Linked DNA regions of Homo sapiens: all the other regions are linked to region 4. A link is a loop called in an ENCODE intact Hi-C map of the cell type or tissue named here. Cell type or tissue: dorsolateral prefrontal cortex. All regions are shown on one strand. Links, peaks and the distances in the headings refer to the core of each region. The heading gives the core; the rest is flanking DNA. Region 1 overlaps KIFC3 (kinesin family member C3). Region 2 overlaps NDRG4 (NDRG family member 4). Region 3 overlaps CNGB1 (cyclic nucleotide gated channel subunit beta 1). Region 4 overlaps CFAP20 (cilia and flagella associated protein 20).

Region 1 (7,521 bases), core at 2,522-7,521, 340 kb before region 4:
GACCGGAACTCGCATCTGGCTGACCCTTGCAGAACCCTCACCCTTAACCATGGGGCCACACAGCCTTGCAGGAACAGCAGTGTGAGAAAGCAGCCGATCAGAAGCCAGTGGTGGATAGGGCTGGAAACACGGCACCATGGAAAACAAGGCAGAGTGTACCCCCTGGCGGGCTTTGCTTAGAGAGGCAAAGTTCAGAATTCCAGGAAAGTCCAAGTCTGAGTCAAACCACAGTGAGGCCAGCAGGAGACCAGGGCACACGGGAGTGACAGCTCACGATGCACCACACATTACAGTTGACCATCTTTTTTCTGTCCATTCTTACAACAGATCCACCCCCAAACTGCAATGCGACATTTGTGAGCCCCAGTTTAGAGACTGGGAAGTGAAGGCTCAGAGAGGAAGTGACTTCCTACAGCTGCCCAGCTGGCACATGGCACAGCCAGAATAGAATCCTGCTCACGGGATTCCAAATCCAAAACTCTCCCAGTAACAACAATGGTGGTGGCCACAGCAACACCAATGACTCACTAGGGATCATCTCATCACACCCTATTATTACATCCATCTCACAGATGAGGAAACTGACCTGCAGAGTGGTAATTAACTGTCCCAAGGTCACACAGCTAATAAGTAGTGCCAAAGTCAGGGTTTGAACCCAGCTCCAGGCCCATGTGGTTGGCCACATCTCCACAAGGTCGGGCCCTCCAGAGTATCTCAGAGACCTGGAGCTTCAGATACATCCCCTGAGAAATTTCCAGAAAAGAGCTGCAGTCAGAAGGTTCAAGGACAGGCTGGGCGCGGTGGCTCACGCCTGTAATCCCAGCACCTTGGGAGGCTGAGGCGGGTGGATCACCTGAGGTCAGGAGGTCGAGACCAGCCTGAACAACATGGTGAAACCCCGTCTCTACTGAAAAATACAAACAATTAGCCAGGCATGGTAGTGAATGCCTGTAATCCTAGCTCCTCAGGAGGCTGAAGTAGGAGAATCGATTGAACCTGGGAGGTGGAGATTGCAGTGAGCCGAGATTGCGCCATTGCATTCCAGCCTGGGCAACAAGAGCGAAACTCCATCTCAAAAAAGAAAAAGAAAAACAACATTCAAGGACAAAATGAGAACAAAGACCAGGAACCATTCTGAATTCCTAAGTCACTTGTGGGAGTGGGGTAAGCTCGGGGGTTCTCCTAAGAGAGGCTAGAGAGCTGGGGCTCAAATAACTAAAAAGGCTGGGATGTTTCCTCCTCACTTTCCCTTCTTAAAAAGTAAGTTGATTTTGTTAATTAAAGGAAAAAGTGTTTTCAAAAACCTCTTTAAAGTCACAAAAGGTTAGATACTACGATTTCACTTCTATGAAATGTTCAGAAAAGACAAATCCATAAAAACAGAAAGCAGATTAAAGGTTGCCAGGGGCTGTGGGGCAAGGAGCATGGGGAGTGACCATCAATAGGCCTGTTGGAGTGATGAAGACGTTTGGCAATGAGACACTGGTGATGGGTGCATTGCCACCTTAATATACTTACCACCGACCACCGAATTGTACACCTTCAAGGGGAGAATTTTATGGCATGTGAATTATATCTCCACAAAGCCCATTTTCTTTTCTTTTTTTTTTTTTTTTTGAGACAGAGTTTCACTCTTGTTGCCCAGGCTGGAGTGCAGTGGCGTGATCTCAGCTCACTGCAACCTTTCCCTCCCGGGTTCAAGCAATTCTCCTGCCTCAGCCTCCCAAGTAGTTAAGATTACAGGCGCCCGCCACCACACCCAGCTAATTTTTGTATTTTTAGTAGAGACGGGGTTTCACTATGTTGGCCAGGCTGGTCTTGAACTCCTGACCTCAGGCGATCCACTCACCTCTGCTTCCCAAAATGCTGGGATTACAGGTGTGAGCTACCACGCCCAGCCCACAAAGCCCTTTAAAAAACACTTATTTGCAAAATGAAGTGTCTGAAAAGCCTAACTGGGGAAGGTCAGGGAAGGAAGAGGGGCTGCTCAGCCTTTGCCTGAGGCCAGACACGTGTCCTTCAGGGTGGGCCCTGGACCCCCTGCAACCCCCCAAGGCGCTTGAGCCACACCTCTCCTACCACAAGTCCTTTTGCACTGGCTAGGCCTCAGCTCAGAGTACACTTTCCTCTGCTCTGTCCCAGAGCTCAGCTCAAGACGCCCAGGGACAAGCCCTCGAGGCCATGTGTGTGCCCATCCCAGTGAGCCCTTCCCACTTTCTGTGGGTGTGTGAAGCAAATGTCCGTTTTCCCCCAGGCAGAGCCTCCACCAGGTGGGAGCCTGCTGTCCACTGGGGTATCCCCCGTGCCCAGCTCAGTGCCAGTACAAAAGGGGCGTGCACAAATACCCAAGGGAGCAGGCGGGCATGCAGCAGGCAAGAGGATACAGGGCTAGCCTAGAGGAGTCCCCAGTTAGTGGGGAAGGCAGGCCCAGATAGTCAAGCTGTGGGGTAAGTGTGTAAGAGGAAGACACAAAGCATGAGGGGTGCCCCAAGGAGCCCCACCCGACTCAGCAAGGGGCAGGTGGGCAGGCCAGGCCATTCTTGAGAAGAGGACACACCTGTAAGCTGGAAGAAATGCTGCATTTCAAAAACGCGCACAATATGCTGCCCCCAGAACTGAGAGAACAAGTCACAGCACACATGATGCGCAACAGGCAGACGTCGGCATGTCCAGGCCATCTCTTTGCTGGCTCATGGGACACAGAAAGAACTTAGCTCTACCTGAAGGCCAGTCTGTCAACAGAGTGCTGGGCCCAGAGCTCAGAGGCCCAACAGCCAGGCCAGGGCACTGGATCAGAAGTGGGGATGATGTGGCAGACAGGCTTGGAGACCTTGGGGAAGTGGGCGAGGCTCAGATACAGCCACAGAGACAGACACTGAGGATGAGAGTGGGGAAAGAGGCCTGGGAGCCCACATGGAGATGCAGAAGGAGAAGAAAGTGACGCAGTCACACACACAGAAGAGGGCCGGTGGTCAGCCCCATGGGACGTGCAGCTCATGAGCCAATGGTACCCAAATGTCCTGCCCAGCCAATGAAGGAGACAACGCTGACCTGCATGAACCCTGGCTCTCCCTGGCTTCCAGAGGTTGAGAGATCCCTTCCCCAACATGCACTCAAACTAGCATCCACCTTTAACGAGAAATCAAAAGAACAAGAAACGTCATGCCAATCTCCTGTGGGGTGACCATCTGATGAGTTTTGTCCGCTCAGGCTGCCCAGTGCAGGGCACCGTCGAAGATGGGGTGGACTCAGGGTGGGAAGCACCCCGCACCTTCCTGCTCCACTCACATCTACGTCACCTCCTAGTGGGGAAGGTCCTGGCCCCTGGTAACCGCAAGGAGATGGGGCACAAGGAGGACCAGGATGGGAGGCCTCTGCAAGCTGAAAGAAATGCTGCATCTCAAAAGCGCATCCTCCAGGATGGGAGGCCTCTGACTCTCACCACCCTACCCTCCAGCGTATTCCAGGAAACGAGACCCCAGCTATCTCCTCTTACACCAGTAGCCTGGTGGGGTCAGGTGCCCAGGTGATGTCCTCTGACCTGCTCCATAGTGGGCAGTGGCCTCTGCCCATCCCAGCCTCCCCAGGTACCTGGTTCTGCAGCTGGGTGGACGTGGCCTGCTGGTCACTGTCGCGGAGGGCCAGCCTCTCCTGTAGGACCACCAGCTCCTCCTGTAGCTGGGTCTTCTCGTCCTGGAGCTGGGACATGGCCTCCACCATCCTAAGCACCATGGGGGCCGCACCTGGTGGCCCCGACAAGCTCGAGCACCTCCTGCTGCCAAAGAGACGCCCACCTACGAGCAAAGTAGTGGCTGATGAGAGGGCAGCAGAGGTCCCACGCTGGCAGAGGAGGGGGTCCATCACAGCAAGACAGACCACCAGGGATGATAGAGGTGCAAGCAGAGGGGGTGGGCAACCAGGTGAGGGCTGGGGCGGCAGCGGCATAGGTTAGCTGGGGCCTCCAGGGCCTGTCCCAGAAGAAGACACTTCCCCAGGCAGCATCTGGGGGATGAAATTACCTGGATCCGGACTTAAGAAAGCAATTTTCACTGAATACGGCTCTCAAAGCACATGTTCTAGGTCTGATGGGCCAGCCTCTCTCCATGGCCAGGCTGCAAGGAATCGCAGCTGGGAAAGACAAGGGATTCTCACCCTAGAAAACTCTATTCTTGTAGGAACGTTATTTCTTTAAGTCTCAAACCCTCTCAAGAGTACAGAAGAGTGGGGCTCCCCAGCCTGCCCCTGTGGCAAGTGGTCAACTGTGCAGAAAGAGGGGAGCCAGGGGAGCCGTGTGTATGTGCGAGGGACAGACAGACCAGGACACAAAGCCAGCCCCACACATGGAGCAAGAACTCAGCCAGCCGGCACCTAGCAAGGATGAAGCGCAGGAACCTCCCAGGCAAGAGAGAGGGAAACACCCGGCTGGGCAGAAGCTCTGCCTGAGTCCTCCTCCTCCAAAGGCCTCCCACTGTCCTGTCACCAGGAACGAGAGAGATGGACAGATGGATGAAGGACAAGAACACAGAATCAGGGCCCGTGACCTGTGCACGGGGCCTGGGATGCTTGTTACAGCTTGCTTCCAGGGCGCCAAGAATGGCCATGGTCTTTGCAGGTAGGGAGCAAAGAGTTTGGGGGAGAGAGAGAAGAATGGGGGGCTAGGGAGGAGGGATGGGGGGTTTGCCTCCTCCCCTCAGGGAGCACCAAATGGGATGTGACAGAGTGTGGCAGAGTGAAGGGTGAAGAGGGCATCTGCTGGCCAGAGAGCGCTGCCCTCCACCTCGGAGCCTGGGGCTCTAGGTGTTCCCACATTAGTCCCCAGGAAACCCAGCCCTCGGCAGGCTGGGGTTGGGGGGATCTTAGACTCTGGGAAGGAAGCCACTTGCACCTGAAGTCACACACCCCTCTGACAGCCTGGCCTGAGGGAAGCCAAACGGACTCAGCTGGACAGGGAAGTGGGGAGGGTGCAGCTTGCAGCTGGGCGGGGACATCTCAGCACAGCCCCAGGAGGAGGGGCAGATAGCTACAGGCCCCCCCAACCCGCTCTAGGAGAGCAGGAGGGGCACGCACAGGTCGGCTCTTCCCTCCTCCACCCGAGCACTCCAGAGAGCTGGAGCTGGGCATCCCCGGTTGGGTGGTGACCCTGGCTGTGTGGCCTGCACGTGATGCAGCATGTATGTCACACAGAGCTGGCCAAGCTCCTGCGATCTGTTCTAGAGTGAGTGAGATCAGACGGATGCTTCCAGGCCTGCACACGGGGCAGCATGAGCAGCACGTGACCAGCGTGGCCCTCAGCCCTTTGCAGGCTGCTGCAGTGAGGCAGGGAACACACTGGACTCCTGGCCCAAGAGCTGGTTCTGCCACTCGAGAGACGTGTGGGAGGGGCCCAGCAGGAGCTTCCTAGGAGAAATGGGGACAAGGAGCCTTGCCCGAAAGGAGCCCAGCACCATGGACATGCACAGGTGTGGGTGGCTGTTACACAACAGGCCATGGGGCAGAAATGAGGTCTCGGAGAGCCCAGCTCATCCAGAACACTGCTCACGCCACGGGATGTCACCCCTGCAGGGGCTCGCCGGGTCTCAGCACCGCGGCAGGGCAGTGGGAAGGGGGCCAGGAGAGTGCTTGTGGAGAAAAGATCTCCAAGAAGCTCATGGAGGCCCCAGAAAGGGGAGGACGGGAGGACAAGGTGAGATCAAAGGGGCCCTTGTGCTGGGGAGGCTGCACTCGGGGCTCAAAGATGCGATGCAGGCGTGGCCTGGACCCACTGACCAGGTAACCCTTGCTGTTCCCTGGGATCGGCCTTCCTCTTCTCAGCGCACAATCAGCAAGATGATGTCCCCTGCCCGAGGCTGGCCTGCCCACACTCAGCCAGACCCCAACCCCTGCCACTCGCTGCAGAGGAGTGCCTGGGCCCAGACAGGCCAGAACCCCAGAACAGGGCTCTGGGACAGCCTCAGAGAAGGGAGTGGCTCCTTCCACCACATGGCAAGTTCAGACACACAAGTTAACCTTTTGGCAATGGAGGAGGAAGATGACAGAAAGGCCAGCTCCTTTTTCCGTCACACGCTCTCTTCCTTCCGGGCTCCTAGAGGATGCTGCTTCCCCATTATCACCAGGCTCTCGCTTACTGCGAGGGACCCCCGGCATGGACCCGTAAGACTACAAGGGGGGCCTGTAGAATCTTCCAGAACCAGCCAGCCCTGGGCACCATGGCAGGCCCTGCCAGGGAAGAGCTGAGCCACTGGCTCCTTTGTCTCAGCCTCTGGCCAGGAGAATCAAAGTCCTGTCCTAGGAGCCTCCAGACCCTGGGGGCCCACGGATAGGAGGGAGAAGGCCGAGTCTCTCTCTGCAGGTGGTGGCGTCTGTGAGGCTGCCACCCTCGCCCTGCTTTAGACAGGCACTGGGAAAAAACAAAAAGCAGGGAAATTCAACCCCAGCCCACGCTGGCCAAGGACTCTTATCACTGGGTGGGGCCTGGATGCTGTGGGAGGCATGGGTGAGATGAAGGTTCTATACACACCACTGTCCCTGAATCCGGGAGAGGCAGGCTGGGGGATTGCAGCTGCGGATCAGGCAGCTGGAGTCTGTCTAGGCCACCTCCAGCCGGGGAGGACAGGGCATGGGGATATCACCAACTGCACAAGAGCCTCCCTCCTGCGCTGGCTTCACTGGGGAGTGCCGGTTTGGCGGGCAGGCCTGCTTTACCTGTATTCTCTACATTCATGGTGCCACCAGCTTCCCGGGCCTCCCGGGCCCGCCTGGGGGCCGGCGCCTGTCTCTTCCAAAGCTTCTCTTCTTTCGTCCCCTGACTCTGGCTCTTGCACCCCTTGTCCTGCAGGGCCTGCTGCCAAGACACAACCAGAATCCTCACGTGAAGGAGACTGTGCCAGGGAAGGACCCTCGAGCCAGAGGATGGTGTGCTCCCGGAGCTGGCAAGGATCCCAGGGCCCAGCGGGTCCAGTCCCTCCCTTTGTGGGTGGGTGGGGACGTTGAGGTCCAGGATCTGGAAGAGGATGTGCCAGGTCCCACAGCAAGACAGTGGCAGTGCCTTCTCCTGGCCTCCCTCAGCAGCTGGTCTTCTGCACCAGCAAAGAAGGTTCTTAGGTACTTCAAGTTCTCAGGTGAAGCTCATGCCATCCCTGCAGGGTCTGAGAGTCACCAGCACAGAGGCTGGCTTGCTTCCGGTGCGCACACCCCACAGGCAACCGTCCAGTCCCACCACACACGTATCAACCTCAGGGCAACTGCTCCCATGCCAGCTGCTGCCACCCCAGGCACACAGCCCCGCATCTCCAGATGGGACCCCCAGGACTGCCAAGGAGGCTGCGCAGGAGTCCGTCCGAGCAGGGGAAGGGCCACAGCCCTGCCTCCTTCACTCTCTCCGCCCCACAGGGCTATCGAGAGGCCATGGGAAGCCGTCTCCTCTTCCAGGGGGAACACAGGCAAAGGACTCGAGACAAAGAGAGCCAGTGCACAGGCACAGGGAGAGAGAGGGGAGGCACGAAGAGGTGTTTCATCCAGAGA
Region 2 (7,740 bases), core at 1,723-6,722, 390 kb after region 4:
CCTCCCCTGGGGGCTTCCCGCTTGGGAATGTTGGGGGTGTTAGTGACATCCCTGACTCCAGTAACCCAGCCTTGATGTTGACGTCTGCAAAATGAGGAAGAGGTCGGATGAGCCTGTGGTTTTCAAGCTGTGCTCCTTGGAGCCCCCTTTAGGGGCTGCCCTGCCCTGCAGGAAGGTGGCCAGGCCCCCTCACTCACGTGCCCTCCTTCTCATTCTTCTACAAATATTAAGCACCTGCTGTGTGCATGGTGCTAAGAAAACAAAACAATAGAGAATAGAGAGACCCAGGGCCTGCCATCCCATATGGTCCAGGAGACAGGCCAGTAGCAGAAACTCCCACAGCACAGGTGGCGGTGCGCATGGCTCTGAGGGGGATAGAGAGCAAAATTTGAGAGCCCACCTGGTATGTGCTAGGGAGTCCAAAAAGCCGTGACAGGGAGCCTCCAGTTCATTTATGCAGAGCAGGTCCACGCCTCCCTGCTTTACCAATTGGCAGTGTTGGGCTTGGGATGCCCCTCATCCTGTCCTGGGGTGCCCACCTCTGCCTCTGCCCCTCCCCCTGCCCCACAGCCGCAGAGACCTGGACATTAACCGGCCTGGAACGGTGCCCAATGCCAAGACGCTCCGGTGAGTGGCCCCTGGCCCTCTGGCCTGCCCTGGCCTTTGCCCCCATGACCCAGCCAGACAGCCCTTTTCCTCTGTATCTGCAGCTGCCCCGTGATGCTGGTGGTTGGGGATAATGCACCCGCTGAGGACGGGGTGGTAAGTGAGGGGCTGTGGGCTCACTGGGGGTGGGAGGTAGGGGTGAGGGGCTCACTGGCCCCTGCCCAGCAGGGACAATTCTTGATCCAGCCCAGGGGAGCCTCCAGGGCCAGCAGTGGACGGTGGGCTTCTTGTCCACTTTCCCACAGTCTTGCCAAGCCTCACATCTGGCATAGCCCCCATCCTTCTGGCTGGGGAGGCCTGGAAATGGGGAGAGCTGGGGCCAGGGCTGGGCCATCAGAAGGTCCCCTCTTCCCTCCCCAGCAGCACAGCCCCAACTTGGTCCCTACCCACCTCAGGCCCAGGGTGTACGATCTTTTTTCTAAAATGTGATCAAGCCATTATAAATCATTAACGCATACAGCGGCACGGTCTCCCTTTTCCCGTCACCTGCAGCGGTTATGTTTGGGGGCCGTGTGTCACCTCTCCTGCTGGAACTCTGGGAGCAGGTGGCCTGAGGCTGGGATGCCCCATCAGCACAGAGCTGCTGGGAAGCTGCAGGGTCCAGAAGTGCCCAGAGCAGCCCCGTGCGCCCTGAAAATACCAGGCTTTCCCATGCCCACTGGGAGGTCCTGGAAGAGCAGGGTGGTGGGCTGTGCCAGCCCCCTCCACCCAGTCTCTCTCAGACCCTCGGCACCCCTCACCTCACTGCCGAGGGCACTGGGGCTTTCCCAGGCCAGTCCCACCACGGCAGCCCAGCCCTCGCCTGACTCCCACTCCTAGCAGTTGTGAGTGGGCTCCAAGGGTCCCAGGCCCTTCAGTGGGGCTGTTAAACTGGTCTCCAAGAACATGGGGAGCCCTGGGAGAAGAAAGCCTGGGAGGAGCAGCCTGTCACAGCTGCTGGGCCTCCCTCTGCCTCCCTGCACCCCCTCTCCTCCCCGAGCTTGGGGCATCAAACCTGCCTTGGCAATGGGGGTGGGGAGGGGCAGGGGCTGTTGCTGAAGCTGGCTCCTTGTCCTCAGGTGGAGTGCAACTCCAAACTGGACCCGACCACTACGACCTTCCTGAAGGTGAGGCTTTCTTCCCCAGCCCTGGGCCAGCTTCCCTAGCATGGGCCCAACCTCAGGGAGGTGTTTTCCTGGGGTCCCAGCCAGGGTGGGAGCTTGTCCTGGAGTGAGGGCCCTGCTCAGGTCACCCCACTCTCTCCCTTGCAGATGGCAGACTCTGGAGGGCTGCCCCAGGTCACACAGGTGAGACTTTTGGCCCTCCTGCCCTTACATCTATGGGGAGGGGGAAGCCTCTACCCTACCTGCTAATCCTAGGCAGCCAATGAAAGCATGTGCTTGTCCTGCCCTCCGCAGCCAGGGAAGCTGACTGAAGCCTTCAAATACTTCCTGCAAGGCATGGGCTACAGTGAGTACATTTCCACCCCACCCCACACCACCTAGAGACCGGTGGGCAGGCAGTGCTGGGGTTGGGGCTCCTGTTTGCAGGGCTGGCACGTGGTGTCAGGTGGTAGTAGGGAGCCCATAAGCATAGGAGTTTTGTGTGACCTGGGCCCCGGATGCTGGGCCCCACAGATGCCACCTGAGTTGCAAGTTGGCCATCCCAGGCTGTGCCCAACTCCCCTTTGCCCTTAGGGAGGACTTGGCGCACTGTTCTGATGGCAGTGCTGGGCCTACTGGGGGAAGGGACTCTTCCTTCCGTGCTGGGGGTCCAGGGCCAGGGGCCGTGTCCTGCCAGGGAAGCCTGTCTGGGGGTGAGGCACACTCCCCTCACCCGCCCCAGGGCTTGGGGTCAGAGCTGGGTCTATGGCACCTGAGAAGGCCTTTTGAAACAACTCATGGCTGCACCCAGGGGCATCATAGGAGTGGGCTTGGAGTTTGGGGCCAGGGAAGGCAACTGGGGCCGCCTGGCATTCAGAGAGCTGAAAGCAGCTGAACCTGGCTTGGCAGATCTGAAAATCTGGGTCTGGGGTGGAACCAGGTACACACACACAGACACACACACACACACACACAACACACCCCTTGTGTGTCTCCTTGACTTCCCCCTTCCCTCCAAGACATACCTGTTCCTCCAGGTCCCCACTGCCAGGAGGCAAACTTCCTCTTCTCAGTTTGTTTTTTGTTCCCCTCCAGACTTCAGCCTCTGGAGCTATCTCCAGGGCAAACAGGAGGGCTGCCTGTGGGAAGGCTGGGGAGGACACCCAGGAATAGAATGCTCTCTGGAGCAGGGCAGAGCCCTAGGGCCCACAGGGAGGCTCCGCAGGAGCACAGAGTCTGGAATCAGGGCACAGCAAGCATTTGCGAGGTGAACGGAAGAACATTGTCAGGCGCTGAGACGCGTTCTCAGGGTCCTGGGGAGAAACTCCACCAGGCAGCCCCAAGCTGGGAAGGGCACAGAGCGGGCAGGCCTCCCCCATTCTGTATGCAGGAGACTGAGGCCTAGGAGAATGGTGAGGGGATAAGCACCCCACCTGTCAGGGCTTCCTTGGGCCAGAGATCCTTCTGGGGGCCACTGCTGGGTGGGCAGGCAGGAGTGGGCTTCCAGAAGCCTCTGGCCCTGCCCCCAGCCTCTCTGTGCCTGTCCTTTGTCCCATCTCTCTGGCTCATCTCAATGCCCTTGACTCAGCGGACCACGCTCTTCACTGTGTTGTGTCTCCCCCATCCCCGCCCCCTCTCCGGCTCTGTCTTCTCTCTTAGTTGCGTACTTGAAGGACCGAAGGCTGAGTGGAGGAGCAGGTAGCCCCACGGCCCTTCCCCTGATGCATGGACGCCCAGCCTCCTCCTCCCCCGCTCCTTCCTCTGCGCAGTGTGCTGCAGCCAGGCCGCATCTTGCTGTGGTTTGGAACCTTCTTGTGTCCTGTTCAACTCAGAAACCCCACAGATTCTTGCTTTTCTGCAGGCTTGGCCTCTAGGTTGGCTGGGTTGCAGAGCAGTCTTGCTTCTAGGTTGTCATGAGCTGCGTGGCTTCCAGAGCTCTGGGGATAGGAAACAGACCCTCCTTAGAGGTAGAGCCCAGGCCTGGCCCTGCCTGAGCCACATAGGTGGCCAGGAGAGTTCCGGAGGGTAGAGTTTGCTGCCCGCAAGTCTTGCTTGTGAAACTCTGAATTAGGGAATTAGGGCACAGTCTGAATTGAGGGCAGTATGCGACCACCGCTCCGCGTCCTCCTTTACAGAAACAGTCCTACTTCTCCACTGGCATCCTCTTGAGGGAGGCACGGCTGGAAACCCAGCACCTCCCTGCACCAGCTCAGGGCTGCCTGGTCAGCTGCTGGCCGCAGCCCCCTAGGCCCACTCACTGTCGCCGGCCCTGCATGCCCCCAGCCCGACAGCTGTCGCCAGCCTCCTGACTCAGGAGGAGCCCTTTGTGCCTTCGAGGAACGGTTCGCTGGCCGCTTTGCTTGCAGCCTACTTTTCCCACCAGAGGCACCTGGCCCTGCCCGCCAGTCCTCAGGCCCATCCTGTCTCTGTCCACAGTGCCCTCAGCCAGCATGACCCGCCTGGCACGCTCCCGCACTGCATCCCTCACCAGTGCCAGCTCGGTGGATGGCAGCCGCCCACAGGCCTGCACCCACTCAGAGAGCAGCGAGGGGCTGGGCCAGGTCAACCACACCATGGAGGTGTCCTGTTGAAGCCCTTGATCCCGCTGACGACGCCCACGTCGAGGCCCCACCGCCATCCTTGCGCCGGCTCATGTTCCCTTTAGTTTATTTTTGTGAGGGCAAAGGGGAGGAAATGGGGTTCTGTTTGAAAAAAATGAGGGGATCTTAGATGCTGCAGCAGAACAGTCTCCAGGTGTTTTAAGGGGCTCAGTCCTCCTCATCCCATCTCACTCTCCGTGGTAACTTAGCCAACTTGACCCCTCTCATCCCACTCCCGGCGGCCCAGGCACAGAAGGGCAGGGCCATAGGGAGGGAGATTCGCTACGGATCCAGGCCATTCCTGGGTGAGCCCTTGGGCAGGCATGTTTGGAGATGAGAGAGGCTTCGAGAGGGTGGGTGCTGGGCCACAGGGGTGCGGGGCCAGCTCAGGCACTGGCGTGGGAGCCCTGGGAGACCCCTTCCCCCACCCTCCACCAAGCACACCTGTTTCTGTCTCATAGCACATGTGACAATCATCTGGACAACAGCCACAAGGGGGCGCTCGGACCAGGCAGCCACTTTCCTGGTGCTCTCTGGGCCCAGCTGGTGCTGTAGGGCCACGCAGGCAGGGGCGTCAAGGGGTTTCTCTGCCCAAGGAAGACAGAACATGGAGAACCGTCAGGGCAGGAACCCCACAGACTGTCCCTTCCAGCCCACACTCTGCCACCTCCTGGCCCTGTCCCAATTCTGAGCCAAGGCCTCCCCGAGGCAGAAGTTGCCTGGTCCTCTGTCCCCACAGTGACCTGACTGGGGGTGAGGGAGAAGGAGGAGAGAGCCCATGTGTGGTGTGTGTGCCCCTGAGAACTTCGTGGTGACTGCCTTTGGGAGCCCGCAGGTGGCCAGAGGCAGGGGTAGCTGAGTTCCTGGAGACCCCTTTTTTGCCCCCAGGTTCCCCAGAGGGCAACGCCATCAGTAGCAGTGTGGTGTTTCAGGCAGAGCTCTGGCCAGGCTGTGCCAGTGTGTCCCGGACGCATCACTAAGGAAGAGAGAGTTTATTTAGTCAACTGGCCCAAGGCAGCGAGGCTTCTACAGTCCCACACCCCATAGCCGCCTGGGCTGGGGCTTACTGGGGGCTGAAGGTTCTGGACATGAACAAGGGTCAGGTAGAAGAGAAAGGCTTCCCCTACACCCCAGCCTCCTGCTGTCCCCTGAAGCCCAGGACTGCGTTGTATGCTTTCCATCCACTCACCTTACCCCATAGCATCTTGCGGCCCAGAAACCAGAGCCATTTGTCTCAGACCCTAAATCAATAATCACAAACCCCAAAACGGGAGAGAGCAGTGAAAACATGCAGGGCTGTGGACGGGGGAAGGGTTGTGGCGGGTGTTCTGAGGCTGAGAGGACACCTATATGCGTATTTCCTCTACACACATCACCCCCCTTCTATAATCTTAAGCCATGACTAGCCTGGTGGCGTGTTAGTTTCTGCCCAGTTCTACCCCCTCATGTGCTTCTTCTGAATACTGAATGTGACTGTTTGAAAGCTGGTAGAATTCATCCCTCTTACTGTAGATAACACTGCAAATCTTGGAATTTTGTTTTTTGCTGTTTCCAGATGTATCTATAAATATCTATACATTATATGTGTGTGTGTGTGTGTGTGTGTGTGTGTACATCGGGTCCTCCCATGTGTGGTGTTCTTCTGGAGGTTGTCTCTTTGGTCAAGGTGAACTTTTAATGTTTATTATTTTCTTCTCCGCACAAAGTAAAGAGCCTAATTTTGTGTATTCTGGTGGCTGCTGTCATGAGATGATAAAATGTAAAACAAAACTCTAGTCAACGTAGAAAGAGTTAACTGTGCTGAAAAACTAATAAAGAACCTAAGAAGAATTCCAGTGTGGTGATGCCATGCCCATCATGGGAGGCTTTTGGAGAAACAGAATGTTTGGGCAGGGGCTGCTGGTGCTGCTTGGGTTTTGGGTTGAGGGTGCTAGGAGAGGATGGTCTCCACCCATCTTTCTATTTCCAGTACACGTCACATTATTTTACCGGTGAGATGAGAATGTCACAAACATTAAAAGCCTTATGTGCTCATTTCTGCTTATGTGCTCATTTCTCCCCTGACTCTGTGACAAAATACAGCTCTCCTCAGCCAGGCACGGTGGCTCAAGCCTGTAATCTCAGCACTTTGGGAGGCTGAGGCGGGCAGATCACTTGAGGCCAGCAGTTCGAGACCAGCCTGGGCAACATGGTGAAACCCCGTCTCTACTAAAAATACAAAAATTAGCTGAGCATGGTGGCGCGTGCCTGTAATACCAGCTACTCGGGAGGCTGAGGCAGGAGAATCGCTTGAACCTAGGAGGCAGAGGTGGTAGTGAGTGGAGATCGTGCCACTGCACTCCAGCCTGGATGACAGAGCAAGACTCTGCCTCAAAATAAAACAAAAAAACAAAATACAGCTCTCCAGAAAAAAATGCCTTAAAGACAAAACAAAACACCCCTGCCCTCCAAATCTCTTGCCTGAGTCACTACATTCCTTCAAAGATAAATGACCTACTCTTTGCCTTCTCCTAAACATACGATCATGTCTGACAGGGTTAATGATTATACTCTGCAATCTATAACCAGATATACTTATCCCTAAACTTTGATATGATTTTACACATACTAAATCTTCACCTATGTATAACCTAAACTAAAATACCGTGTTAGAGGAGCCTCACAAGATTACTCCTGGGCTACAGGCCTCAGTCTATAGTCCTCAATAAGGCTTCTAAATAAAACTAATTTTAATTATTTAAAAGCTTAATATTTTTTCTTTAGTCAACATACCAATCCTTACATTAATTCTACAGAGTAGGTATTATCTTAGTTTCGCAGGTGAGGAGACTAAGGTTCAGGAAAAAGGATTTGCCTGAGTAACAGACCAGGCCGCGCGCGGTGGCTCACGCCTGTAATCCTAGCACTCTGGGAGGCCGAGGCGGGGGGATTGCCTGAGCTCAGGAGTTCGAGACCAGCCTGGGCAACGCGGTGAAACCCCGACTCTACTAAAAATAAACACAAAAAATTAGCTGGGCATGGCAGCGTACGCCTGTAGTCCCAGCTACTTGGGAGGCTGAGGCAGGGGAATTGCTTGAACCCGGGAGGTGGAGGTTGCAGTGAGCCGAGATCGCACCACTGCACTCCAGCCTGGGCGAGACTCCCGTCTCCCCAACGCGCCAAAAAAAAAAAAAAAAAAAAGGAAAAAAAAAAAAAACTGAGTGTTGAGCTGCGGCGTTGCTTGGCTTCAAAACCCATTCCTGTAACCTCTATATTCACAGCCTCATTTTCTTACATTTAACAGCATGCTACTTCCCCAGGTTTAACCACCATTTGTTTTATTCATTTATTTACCCAATAGGTAGATATTGAGTCCCTACTATGTCAGCTAATAAAACCCACCACGTGCTATG
Region 3 (5,000 bases), core at 1-5,000, 220 kb before region 4:
TTGCCCTGCCTGGATGATGTACATCTCACGGCCGATCTCCCCCTGAAACAAAGAAGTGACAAGTCCCTCTGTTCATCCCCCAAAGTCACCAGAGAAGCAGCCAGGGCTGGATCCAGAGGCTGGAGGTCCGGCAAGGAGGAACCTAGGCACTGGGGTCCAGCCCTGCCACCACAACTTGGGGTGTCGTGTGGGGGCAGTCACTTCCCTCTCAGGCCTCAGTCACCCCATCTGTAGACTTGGAGGAGTGACTACCCCATGCCCTCCATAACTGACAGGGTTGCAGTGGGGGAGTTAGTGATGTCATGGAATGGGAAGTGCCAGCTAACCTGGGAGGTGCAGGTATAATGGAATTCTGCAAATTCCAGTTAGACTCACTGATGGAGGCAGGGCAAATCAGATAGCAGCTCCCACCATCAAATGATGTCTACACCTGGCACATCTCAGGGGCTCGGGAAGAATTTGCTAACTGCAACAGGAATGGGAACAACAATAACGATAATATTCAAATTGCCTTTTTTTTTTTGAGATGGAGTCTCGCTCTGTCGCCCAGGCTGGAGTGCAGTGGCATGATCTTAGCTCACTGCAACCTCTGCCTCCTGGGTTCAAGCAATTCTTGTGCTTCAGCCTCCCAAACAGCTGCGATTACAGGCATCATGCTTCAGCCTCCCGAGTAGCTGGGATTACAAGCATGTGCCACCATGCCCGGCAAATTTTTGTATTTTTAGTAGAGACAGGGTTTTGCCACGTTGGCCAGGCTGGTCTCGAACTCCTGGCCTCAAGTGATCTGCCTGCCTTAGCCTCCCAAAGTGCTGGGATTACAGGCATGAGCCACTGTGCCCAGCCCCAAATTGCTTTATGCAGTGTACTACTTATCCTCAACAACCCTCAGAGTCGAGATCACTCTTTGCCCAAGAGCTGGGATCTGAACCCAGACAGTCTGGTTCCAGAGTTCATGGTTGTTATGGGTTGAATTATGTACTCCCTCCCAAATTCATATATTGAAATCCTCATCCCCAGCATCTCAGAATGTGACCTTATTTGGGAATAGGGTCATTGCAGATGTAATTCCTAAAGATGAGGTCCTTCTAGACCTAATCCAATATGACTGGTGTCCTAACAAAAGGGAAATGTGGACACAAAGACAGGCATAGAGACCAGAGGATGTGAGGAGACACAAAAAAAACTAGATGACCACCTACAAGCTGAGGAGAGAAGCCACCCAGCTTGTGGTGGAGTTGCACAGTGTCCCGCGGCAGCCTGGAGAATGAATACAATGGCCTTAATCCCAAGTTAAACCGAATGCATGCATGAATGAATAGCTTGCTTTGGACTGCAATTAGAAACACCTAGTCTGCCATGCGCCTTCCAATCCTCATGCCTTCACCGGCCCTTGTCCTGGCCAGCTACCTGTGAGTCACATGTGTTTAAAAGGGGAAGAGGAGGTCTACAGAAAAAAAAAATAATAATAATAATAATTAAAAAGGGGGCCGGGTGCAGTGGCTCATGCCTGTAATCCCAGTACTTTGGGAGGCCAAGGCGGGCACATCACCTGAGGTCAGGAGTTCGAGACCAGCCTAGCCAACATGGCAAAACCCTGTCTTGACTAAAAATAAAAAAATGAGCCGGGCATGGTGGCATATGCCTGTAATCCCAGCTACTTGGGAGGCTGAGGTAGGTGAAATGCTTGAACCCAGGAGGCGGAGGTTGCAGTGAGCCGAGATAGTGCCACTGCACTCCACCCTGGGAGAGAGAGTGGGACTTGGTCTCAAATAAACAAACAAACAAACAAATAAATAAATAAGGGGTGGGGGGAGTGACCAAGGACAGTAACTGTCACACTTTTGACTTATTTGACAAAAATTTCCTGTGCATTTCACACATGCATGACCCCCTTAACAAAAAGGTAGAGAGGTTTGCCTCCATGTTTCTGTTTAGTTTGACAAGAGTGAAAGGGTGAAGGGACCCTCACCTCAGTAACCAGTCCCCGGGGTGTCTCAGAGAGATCGCTGCCGAGCAAAACCAGACAGCAGAGGGCGCCCTTCACACGTGCTCACCAAGTGCTCAATTTAATTTGCAATCACAGACTCTAGATTCACTTTTTCTCATTTAAAGCAAACTCTGCATCACCCACGAAGACAACAGCAACAGTACTGGCAGCTGCTGTGTGCCAGGAACAATGTTAAGCTCTGTATGCACATCTTATTCAGCCCTCACAACCACCCCATGAGGGAGGTACTATCAACATCCCCCACTTTATCCATAAGATGAGCAGGACTCAGAGAGGGCAAGCCACTTGCCCAAGGCTGCACAGCCAGGAAGGGGCTCCAGTGTCAGGCAGGCCACTCTATTGCTCCCAAACCCCTCTTTGCCCCTAAGGTTGCAGCTTTAAATTCTCAGGTCTCTGAAGCATACTTTTCCCCTCTTCACCCCGGCTCTCTGCTTCCAGAAATTTCACTGCTGCACAGCATATAACCTGGAGACAGGGACTTTCTTGGGGACGGGGGTTCCCAAGTCTTGCAGAGCCTGCTTGGGTAATGTTTCCCCCCGTATGCTTATTAACGGTTTATTATTAACTTATTAACGGCTCTGTGCAAGAGGACTGAAACCTGGGTTCCTGACCCCTCCCGTCACTCACCAAGTGACCTTGGTCTCACCTTGAACCCCAAGGACAGGGAGCAGAAAGGGCTCTAGACATTGTCAGGCCCCAGGATTCAACTCCAGATGTTTTCTGGGATCAGAGGGTGAAGCTGAGCAGGGAGGGGGTTCTAGGGTGGGGCAGTGGGGAGTGGTGGGGGCTGTGGCATCAGGAAGGGACACGATGTCCCCCTTTGGGGCAACCTTTCCTCCACCCCAGCTGCCTCTTGCCATTTGGGAAAGTGGACCCAGCGCTGGCAGATTTTCTGTTTTCAGCCAGAAATCTGAATTTTTATACAAAATCTCCAAATTTTTAAAGGTTGGGGACCAATTCAACATTTTTTAAAAATTAGAAAAAAAAAAACCCACAGAATACCTGTGTGCTGGATCTTATCCAAAGGCCACCAGTTTGCAACCTCTGACCTAAGCCCATCCCTTCTCCTGCCCCATTTTCCTGATGGGAAGATGGAGACCCCAGAAGCAGTTCCAGCTACACAGTCAAGGCCCTGCCTCTCTTCAGGCTCCACAGTTTCCCTTTCTGTAAGGTGGAGTTGGGGGGGGGGTCTTTGTCCTGGCCCCCATGGTCCTGTGTCAATGGAGCTGAGAAAATGCTTTGCAAAGCCCGAGGCACATGTGTGTTGACTGCATAGAGTCGGCAAAGCCTCCTAATCCGCTCCTGCTCTTGGGTCTGGTCAGGTCACTGCAGCATGAAGCCGCAGACGCTCTTCTCCCTCCCCAACAATCTCGCTCTGCCCTGGGCTGGCAGGCACCCCTCCAGCTCAGTTCCTTGAAAGCCAGGGGGATGGTGAACCCCAGATCCCGTGGTGGCTGCCAGGCCAGCTCACCTTCTTGCACACATAGTCGTTGGGCAGGTAGACAACAGAGCGAAGCCTCTTCAGCATGTCAAAGATCATCTGCCGGTCACAGCCCTGTCCCGGTGAGGAAGGGAAAGGAACTTTTTAGAGAAGATTGGGCTTGGAGCCTCCCACAGCCCTGAGCGTGAGGGCACCAAAAGGTGTACCTGAAAGAGTGCGACTTTGCTAACGATGTTGTAGTTCACGTCGATGGCGAGGTCCAGCCGCATCTTGTCTGGAAGCTGCACCATCAGCTCTGACTCATCTGTGAACAAGGCCTGGCAAGGGTCAGAGGCAAGGCCGGGCCCCACCCCAGACATACATACCGGCCAAGTGCCCACCTACTGGCTCACCAGGGCACACCATTGCCCTGCCGCATGGAACCACTCTGGATTTGTAGTGCACCCTCTCTCACCTCCAGGCATTTGCCAATACCGTTTCCTCTGCCAGGAGCACCCCTGTGCATTTCCCAAACTCCTACTCATTCTTCAGAACCCAGCACTAATATCACCTCCTCCAGGAAGCCTTCCCTGCCTTCCCTTGACATCCTCCACTCAGCTACTATGTTAGTAGCCCCTGCGCTGTTGCAATTATTGGTCACCTGTGTTCCCACTTCCCTGGAAGGACAACATCAGCAAGAACTAAAGTCTCTGGAGCACTTCTATGAGCCAGGCACCTGTTTTTTTTGTTGTTGTTATTTATGTTTTTGTTGTTGTTGTTGTTGTTGTTTTAGACAGTCTCGCTCTGTCACCCAGGCTGGAGTGCAGTGGCATGATTTTGGTTCACTGCAACCTCCACCTCCCTAGTACAAGTGATCCTCCTGCCTCAGCTTCCCGAGTTGCTGGGACTACAGGTGCCCACCACCACGCGGGCTAATTTTTTGTATTTTTAGTAGAAACGGGGTTTCACCATGTTGGCCAGGCTGGTCTCAAACTCCTGACCTCATTTGATCCACCCACCTGAGCCTCCCAAAGTGCTGGGATTACAGGAGTGAGCCACCGCACCCAGCCAAGCCAGGCACTTTTTAATAGAATGTTTTATAAAGATTATCTTAGTTTTAGTTTTTATTAAAATAAAATTTTTAAAATACTTTGAACCCTGAAAAGCTAAAAAAAATTTTTTTCTTTTAGAGACAAGGTCTCACTATGTTGCCCAAGTTGGTCTGAAAACTCCTGGGCTCAAGCAATCCACCTGCCTCAGCCTCCCAAAGTGCTGGGATTACAGGCATGAGCCACCGCACAGGTACTTATTTTTACTTTTCTGAGACAGGGTCTTGTTCTGTCACTCAGGCTAGAGTGCAGTGCAGTGGCACAATCACAACTCACTGCAGCCTCAACTTCCTCAGGCTCAAGCGATCCTCCAGCCTCAGCCTCCTGAGTAGCTGGGACTCACAGGGACGCACCAACATGCCCAGCTAAATTTTTTGACTTTTTGTAGAGATGGGGTTTCACCATGTTGGCCAGGCTGGTCTTGAACTCCTGGGCTCAAGTGATCCTCCCGCCTCAGCCTCCC
Region 4 (7,672 bases), core at 2,673-7,672:
AAGAAAGAAAATTCGATTAGTACTGAAATATCTGACAAGGCTGAATAGGACTATTTAAAGAAAACCACGGTAGCCCAAGAGGCGTACAAAGAAATTTGTGACACAGCACACTGAAGCTTATATGTAAGTAAGCCAAGCTATTACCTCTAGACAGGGTCACACCAACCACCAAGGGAATCCCAGGTAACTTGGCAATCCCTAAATCTGGGGAAACTTCTCCCCAAATACATCAACTCAATTTAGATTCAGCTAATATCTACTGAATGCCTACTATGCACCAGGAATATCACACACATCCCCTTCTCACTTAAGCCTCACACAATAAAAACAACAAGGCAGGTGATACTGTTTTCATTTTACAAATGTGGACATTGGCACCCCGGAACTGCAAATGCCAAACCCTAAGTAGGAGACTAAGGATTCAGCAGCCTTTCCACTGCCTCATACTGCCTCGTAGATTTCTTTCTTTCTCTTTCTTTTTTCTTTTTTCTGAGACGGAGTCTCGCCCTGTCGCCCAGGCTGGAGTGCAATGGCGCGATCTTGGCTCACCGCAACCTCTGCCTTCCAGGTTCAAGCGATTCTCTTGCCTCAGCCTCCTGAGTAGCTGGGATTATAAGCGTGCAGCACCATGCCCAGCCGATTTTTTTTTTTGTATCTTTAGTAGAGACGGGGTTTCACCATGTTGGCCAGGCTGGTCTCGAACTCCTGACCTTGTGATCCACCTGCCTTGGCCTCCCAAAGTGCTGGAATTACAGGCATGGGCCACTGCGCCCGTCCTGCCTTGTATATTTCTTTGGCCAGAAAAGCCAAAGAAAAGCTGAGTGTTACTGAGGAGGGCAGCAACAAAAAGTGAAAGCATTCCTCCCCTGGAGTTATCCTGCTTCATGCTTCCCTATCTGCTTTTGCCTAATTTTCTACTTTTTAAAGCAGGAATTCAATTCCCATCTGTGCCACACACAGATGCCTTCTTTAGCATTTTCAGCCCACACTGACCTCTCTTTTCTCTGATTTGTTTTTCTGGCTCATGTTGTCTAGACGACATAATTTAGCACCTCATCCTACATTGTTTTGTATTGTTTGCTGCATATGTAGGAGGTAGATGATGGGGAGGAATCAATATTCAATACAGATTCCTCCTCTCAAAATATTTAGGAAAGAACAATTATCTTCAAGCATTAAACTTTTAAGCAACTAATATGGACAGAACAGAGATATGCAAAGGCACTTTCAAAACAGGGCTGGGGCCAGGCACAGTGGCTCATGCCTGTAATCCCAGCACTTTGGGAGGCCAAGGCAGGAGGATAGCTTGAGCTCAGGAGTTCAAGATCAGCTTGGGCAACATAGTAAGACATTGTTTCTACAAAAAATTAGCCAGGTGTGGTGGCGTGCACCTGTAGTGTGCCTATAGTCCCAACTACTTGGGAGGCTAAGGTGGGAGGATCACTTGAGCTCAGGAGGTCCAGGCTGCAGTGAGCTGTGTTTGTGCCACTGCACTCCAGCCTAGAGGAGTAGGTGACAGAGCAAGACCCTATCTCAAAAAAAACAAAACAAAAAACGAAAAAAAAAAAACAAAACCAAAAAAACATGGCTGGGGTCAGGCATGGTGGTTCACGCTTGTAATCCCAGCACTTTGGGAGGCCGAGGCGAGAGAACTGCTTGAGCTCAGGAGTTCAAGACCAGTCTGGACAACATGATGAAACCCCATCTCTACAAAAAATTAGCCAGGTGTAGTGGCACGTGCCTATCGTCTCAGTTCCTCAGGAGGCTGAGGTGGGAGGATAACCTGAGCCTGGGAGGTCGAGGCTGCAGTGAGCCGTGATTGTGCCACTGTACTCAAGCCTGGGCGACAGAGTGAGATCCTGTCTCAAAAATGAACAAACAAACAAAAAAACAAGGCTGGACTATTAGGGCTGAATGGAATAACATATGAAAAAGATCAACTAGGTTTAGAACAGGAGACATCAGAAAGACAAACATACGGTCTTTCTTTGTGGAAAGGGCTGTGTTAGGCTGCCATAATCAATGACTCAATCACACTGACTAAAGCTCCTCTTGTTCACTCATCAGCCTGCTGATTACGATTTGGCTATTAGACTTGCATATGGGGATAAATCAGTGTTGGGTCTGGTAGTTTTATTTTTCAACATAAATTATTAATAATATGTTTCTGTTTTTAGACATTAGTCTCTGTGAGCTCTGTCACTGTGAGTCTGATCCACTCATGGTCTGCCTGGTGTTCTAAAGGTGACATCTGATGTCACTGCCCACCTTTTCCACAACTGCAACCAAGTCTTGTCTCCTTAAAAAAGAATAAGCTCAAGCAAGAGCCAAGACCAGTTATGAAGCATCATTTCTATCTTCGACAATGCTTAGCACAGTGCTAGCCATAAACTAAGCGTTCAAATATTTGCTGACTTCTGGAATCTGTCACCCTAAGAGCTGGCACATATGAATAGGTTCAAGGAGGGTTTTAAAAATTCCTGGATAACACATCCCCCGTGGACTATTATAGGAAGCCAGAGATCTGGGGCATATCACAAAGCCCACAGGGCCGCCAGCATGAAGAATGCTTCCACAAATGGGTGCCCATTGTCAGAGACAGAATACTGGGCTAGACGGGACCCCAATCCCTGCCAATGGAGCATTTCTTAGGCTCTCAAGACACAAAACGTCACATTGAAACGATTCTCAAACAAAGCTGGCAATGTTCAATGCCCTCCTGCTTTGAATTCTGGGCCCCTTTCCAAGGAGATTAAGAGCACAAAGGCCTGGGTCTGTGCAGAATACGCCACTACTGCCCGCCTCACTCGCCATCTACTGTTCCCAACCTAAGTGCCCACCTCACTCGCCATCTACTGTTCCCAACCTAAGTGCCCACCTCACTCGCCATCTCATGTTCCCAACCTAAGTGCCCACCTCACTCGCCATCTACTGTTCCCAACCTAAGTGCCCACCTCACTCGCCATCTCATGTTCCCAACCTAAGTGCCCACCTCACTCGCCATCTACTGTTCCCAACCTAAGTGCCCACCTCACTCGCCATCTCATGTTCCCAACCTAAGTGCCCACCTCACTCGCCATCTCATGTTCCCAACCTAAGTGGCGATATTCCTCCTGTATTTTCTGTGGAAAACCAAGCAGATTCAGTGAAGAAGGAATTAATGAAGAAATCATTTCCAACTAATGCGAGCAGCCCTACTGATAAGAGCTGGCAGTATTCCAACAAGATGCAAACACTACTTTTATAACACACCACTAATTATTCTCAATAACATAACCATTCTTTAAAACGGGACAAACTGCAAAGAGCAAATAGACAGTTAAATTGACAGGATTAAGAAGTAACTTGGGCCTGAAAACTGCTATTGCTAAAAAGCAACATGTTGCTATTGATCCACCCTTATTTAAAGCATGCCCTCAAATTTCACATCACTCAAGCTCTCTCTGGCCAGTGTCAACAAGAGGCCTCCCTCAGTTCCAGAAAGACCAGCCAGATCTCACAGGGAGAAAATGTTAGGGAATCTGCCTTCTGCCCATCTCAAAGTTTACGACTTCCCTGGAACTCCAGCAGATATGACCTATTCAGGTCTTCACAGAAGAAAACAAAGCCGTACAATGCACACAGAAGCCAATGCAGGCTGGAAGCTGGATAGACTGTAGTATTCCTGCACTTCTGCCCAGAGGCAAGCTAACTTTTAGTTGGATTTTCAATAAATTACTAAAGAGATTTCTTTTTCTCCCAGTGTTACTAGATAACAAACACACTCACAAATTTAAGTTTTACAAAATGAATGAATGTATTCCACAAAACAAGGGAACTTGGAGGGGTCAAGGCAACTTTGTTGAAGGAATGCCCATCAGTCTCTCTAGATTTTGAACCTGGCTGGTGGTAAGACAAACTAAACAGAGCTTTTCCCCAAGAGACTGTTTAACCCCCGATGAAGAAAAACACAAGTATCCCCATGTGAAAAGTCTCCAGAGGTTTGAAATCAAATTAAGTGGATTTGTTAGTGAATTGTGATTTTTCTCCTTTATTAAGTTTAAAGGGCTGCAAATACAAACTCACTGGAAAAGAGTAGCGTGGAGGTGGTAAGGGCGATCAATCAGATATGTGCATTAGAGGGTAATTTCCCAAAGCCTCTTCTCTAGGCTCTAAAACTAGGATCAAAGGGGAGAGGCGACAGGCAATTTGGGGCAAAGGCTCCCCACCACCCTGGCCATGTGGCTGTCATTGCCTAATATTATAAAGGTCTTCCAGGAAAGCAACCGTCTCCTAAAACCAGCTTCTGAAAACAGCATACAGGAAGATACATGTCTCAGAAAGTATCAACGTCCTTTCCTTAGCTCCTTCCAGTTCAGAGGTCACTGGGCAGGCGTGGCTTTGGGATGAAGATAAAATGAACTGCTCAGCATTTATTGCTCATGGCGGAAGCAGGTTTTAACATGTTCTGTCCTTCTCTAGATCACAAAGAGCCGACTGTTTTTGATTTGTTAATTCTTTTTCATTCATGACACATTCCCACTATCAAAGTGTGGCCTATGAGTGCTTTATTCCTCAAAAAAAATAAAATAAAAATAAAAATCTAAAGCCAATATTGTTTTATTTCATTAATTTCCCCTCCCCTGCCCATGAGCTGGAGATACTCAAAGAGCTTCAGAATCCAGTTACTGGCAATTACAGATCATAATGGTTCTCTGCCTCTGCAGACAACAGAGGTGACCAAAGCTTCAGGCCAGTCTTACAATCACTCTCCCAGGCTTTCCATGGTTGCTAGGGCAACTAATAAAGAACACCGATTTCTCTCCCTCCCCGCAATGTAAGCCTCAGGGAGGTGGGTCAAGCTGAGGGAAAAAAAAAATACTACTACTGGGATAGGGAGGGAGCTGGTGGATGCTGTATATTTCTATGACTGCTTTAAAAATAACATGAGTTGTATCCATTCCCTCCCCCAACTTTCATTTTTCTGGCCCCACCCACTCAGCCTGGCAGGCAGCTGAACCCTCAGCCATCTGGCATCCTAGCTTTAATGACACATGCTCTAATTTACATTAAACCATTAGAGCTGTCCATTTCAGCAGGAAAGTTCCTGCACTGGGTTAAGGGCTGGGTTCCCAGACAGAAATTAGGCAGAGGGAGACCCCTGTGGGGAGAACTGAGCATAGCTCCGACTCAGACTCCCAGGCTCCAAGGGTCAAAGGCTTCACTCCCTTCGCTGTACTTGACAGGGGCTATCCAGACAGCAGACAAGCAACTCTGGGCATACACCAACAACCCCTAAGTCAGCGTAAGGACAATTATGTGCACAGCTAAGAAAAGGCAAGTGTAATTAAAACCCATGTCTTCGGACGGGCGCGGTGGCTCACGCCTGTAATCCCAGCACTTTTGGAGGCTGAGGTGGGAGGATCACCTGAGATCAGGAGTTTGAGACCAGCCTGGGCAACATGTGAAACCCCATCTCTACTAAAAATACAAAAAAATTAGCTGGGTGTGGTAGCGCATGCCTGTAATCCCAGCTACTCAGGAGGCTGAGGCAGGAGAATTGCTTGAATCCAGAAAGAGGAGGTTGCAGTAAGCTGAGATTGTGCCATTGCACTCCAGCCTGGGTGACAGAGCGAGACTCTGTTTCAAAAAAAAAGAAAAACAAAACCAAAAAACCATGTCTTCGTTCAATTACAGTAAAACCTGACTCAGAATAATGAAGAACATTCTCCAAGTCAGAAAAAAAGTTTTACCACCTTTATGTCCAAATACACTCAATTCTACTACTGAAAACAGCACCAATTTAATTTTTATCAACAAGGCATGCTAACTAAAAACTAGAATGTAGGAAATTTTTTCTGAAGAGAGACTTTATTTTTAAAATTAGAACAGGACATGGGAATCTAACACTATCCAGCAACAGCAGAAGACTCTGGTCTAATATTTAGTCTTGGAGTAGGGGAGAAACAGCAGCAGCTGAGAGAAAGACAGGGTGACAGGAAAGACAGACAAAGGCGTTTTCATGAATTAATGCAATCTCATCTCATGTACTTTTAGGATACTATCTTGTTTTTTTTGAGACAAAGTTTTGCTTTTGTTGCCCAGGCTGGAGTGCAATGGCACCATCTCGGCTCACCGCAACCTCCACCTCCCGGGTTCAAGTGATTCTCCTGCCTCAGCCTCCCGAGTAGCTGGGATTACAGGCATGTGCCACCATGCCCGGCTAACTTTTGTATTTTTAGTAGAGACGGGATTTCTTCATGTTGGTCAGGCTGGTCTTGAACTCCTGACCTCAGCTCGCCTTGGCCTCCCAAAGTGCTAGGATTACAGGCGTGAGCCACTGCGCCCAGCCAGGATTACTACCATTAAGACCGAAAATTGGCTGGGCGCAGTGGCTCACGCCTGTAATCCCAACACTTTGGGAGGCCAAGGCAGGCGGATCACGAGGTCAGGAGATCGAGACCATCCTGGCTAACACGGTGAAAACCTATCTTTACTAAAAATGCAAAAAATTAGCTGGGCGTGGTGGCGGGCGCCTGTAGTCCCAGCTACTCCGGAGGCTGAGGCAGGAGAATGGCGTGAACCCAGGTGGTGGAGCCTGCAGTGAGCCGAGATCGTGCCACTGCACTCCAGCCTGGGGGACAGAGCAAGACTCTGTCTCAAAAAAAAAAAAAAAAAAAAAAAAAAAAAAAAAAGACTGAAAATTACAGCATGTTTTACACAAGTATAAGTGGGAACAGAACCTCCTGGTATTTTCCTTACAACCAGAAGTAATGTTTACATTAAACGTAAGAGTCTTTTAATAAATATAAGATTTGCTGGTCCCAGATGTCAAGGTAACATTAAAGAAACCCCTAATTTCTTCTAAGCTGTTGGTTTAGAAACTTACAAAAGCTTCTATCAGGAAACTGTATAGCCAGGAATACAGACCTTAAGAAGCTAATAATGTCAAGTGTGATAAGAAAGAAGTAAATTAACTTACCCTGAAGAGTTAAGGAAGGTCACTCTGAGAAAGGCCTTTGAACTGTGACTGGAGCCTAATGAAAAGATGGGAGTGAGGCTTGTGGGGTGGTGAGGGGCAGCGCCCAGCAGAAGGACCAGGAAGTGCAAAAGCTTGAAGGTGAGAGAACAGGACTTCCTTCAATTCAGTAGGAGGCTACTACTAAGAGGGGGAACCGGGTGAAGTGAGTCCCGCCTGGAGAACAAGTGAAGCAGGTGCCAGAGCATGGGTTATGTGGCCTTAGAGCCACATTAAGGGCTTAGGGCTGGGCGAGCCACGGTGCAACAACTAAATTCTTCTCATTTCAGGAGTCTGGTTTTACAGTACTTCCTATTCCTAGAAATCTGGATGGTGGGCTAAGTTCAAACATCTTATTTTAGTTTTGAGCAAATTCCTCAGTCCCTGCCATATTTAATTCTGTATGTCATTACTTATAAAGTACTAACTACAGTCATGCATTGCTTAAGGATGGGATTACGTTCTGAGAAATGCCTCATTAGGCAGTTCCATGGCTGTGTGAATATCAGAGTGTACTTACACAGACTTAGACAGTACAACATCCTACACACCCGGGCCATATGGTATAGCCTATTGCCCCTAGGCTACAATCTGTACAGCATACTACTGTACTGAATACTGTAGGCAACTGTAACATAATGGTACGTATTTGTGTGTCTAAACATAGAAAAGGTA

The links. Hi-C counts contacts between places; a loop is a spot of excess contacts. Peaks named below come from ENCODE experiments on the same cell type or tissue, not always from the same donor. Only the 100,000 strongest peaks of a DNase experiment are listed, where the experiment ranks them.
Region 1: a loop joins it to region 4, with 2.8 times the contacts of the local background. A loop is called at or near these places in 3 of 110 quality-filtered maps.
Region 2: a loop joins it to region 4, with 3 times the contacts of the local background. A loop is called at or near these places in 4 of 110 quality-filtered maps.
Region 3: it touches region 4 in a loop (4-fold over the local background); 49 of 110 quality-filtered maps call a loop at or near these places.

The regions. Positions count from the first base shown.
Region 1 is chr16:57,781,873-57,789,393 of GRCh38, forward strand. The region is part of intron 3 of KIFC3 (kinesin family member C3); the gene reads right to left. Among named protein-coding and RNA genes, the nearest start is that of MIR6772, 13 kb to the left of the region's middle. RefSeq lists enhancers at 1,864-2,466, 2,467-3,068, 3,361-4,020, 4,680-5,338, 5,339-5,997. In dorsolateral prefrontal cortex, for the core only: no CTCF peak of the experiment used is centred there; a DNase peak (open chromatin) is centred at 5,249; H3K27ac peaks cover 1,884 bases.
Region 2 is chr16:58,507,238-58,514,977 of GRCh38, forward strand. NDRG4 (NDRG family member 4) reads left to right here. Exons shown (of 15, transcript NM_001242835.2): 9 at 571-627; 10 at 711-762; 11 at 1,725-1,772; 12 at 1,917-1,952; 13 at 2,064-2,115; 14 at 3,408-3,446; 15 at 4,185-6,382. The coding sequence ends at 4,339. Among named protein-coding and RNA genes, the nearest start is that of SETD6, 4.4 kb to the right of the region's middle. In dorsolateral prefrontal cortex, for the core only: CTCF peaks have their summits at 4,845 (motif pointing right) and 5,044 (motif pointing left); DNase peaks (open chromatin) are centred at 3,414 and 4,844; H3K27ac peaks cover 2,186 bases.
Region 3 is chr16:57,897,873-57,902,872 of GRCh38, forward strand. CNGB1 (cyclic nucleotide gated channel subunit beta 1) reads right to left here. Exons shown (of 33, transcript NM_001297.5): 28 at 3,656-3,753; 29 at 3,480-3,563; 30 at 1-42. Among named protein-coding and RNA genes, the nearest start is that of CNGB1, 71 kb to the right of the region's middle. In dorsolateral prefrontal cortex, for the core only: CTCF peaks have their summits at 2,027 (motif pointing right) and 2,230; a DNase peak (open chromatin) is centred at 2,039.
Region 4 is chr16:58,116,956-58,124,627 of GRCh38, forward strand. The region is part of intron 1 of CFAP20 (cilia and flagella associated protein 20); the gene reads right to left. Among named protein-coding and RNA genes, the nearest start is that of CFAP20, 8.6 kb to the right of the region's middle. In dorsolateral prefrontal cortex, for the core only: a CTCF peak has its summit at 5,113; a DNase peak (open chromatin) is centred at 5,106; H3K27ac peaks cover 2,482 bases.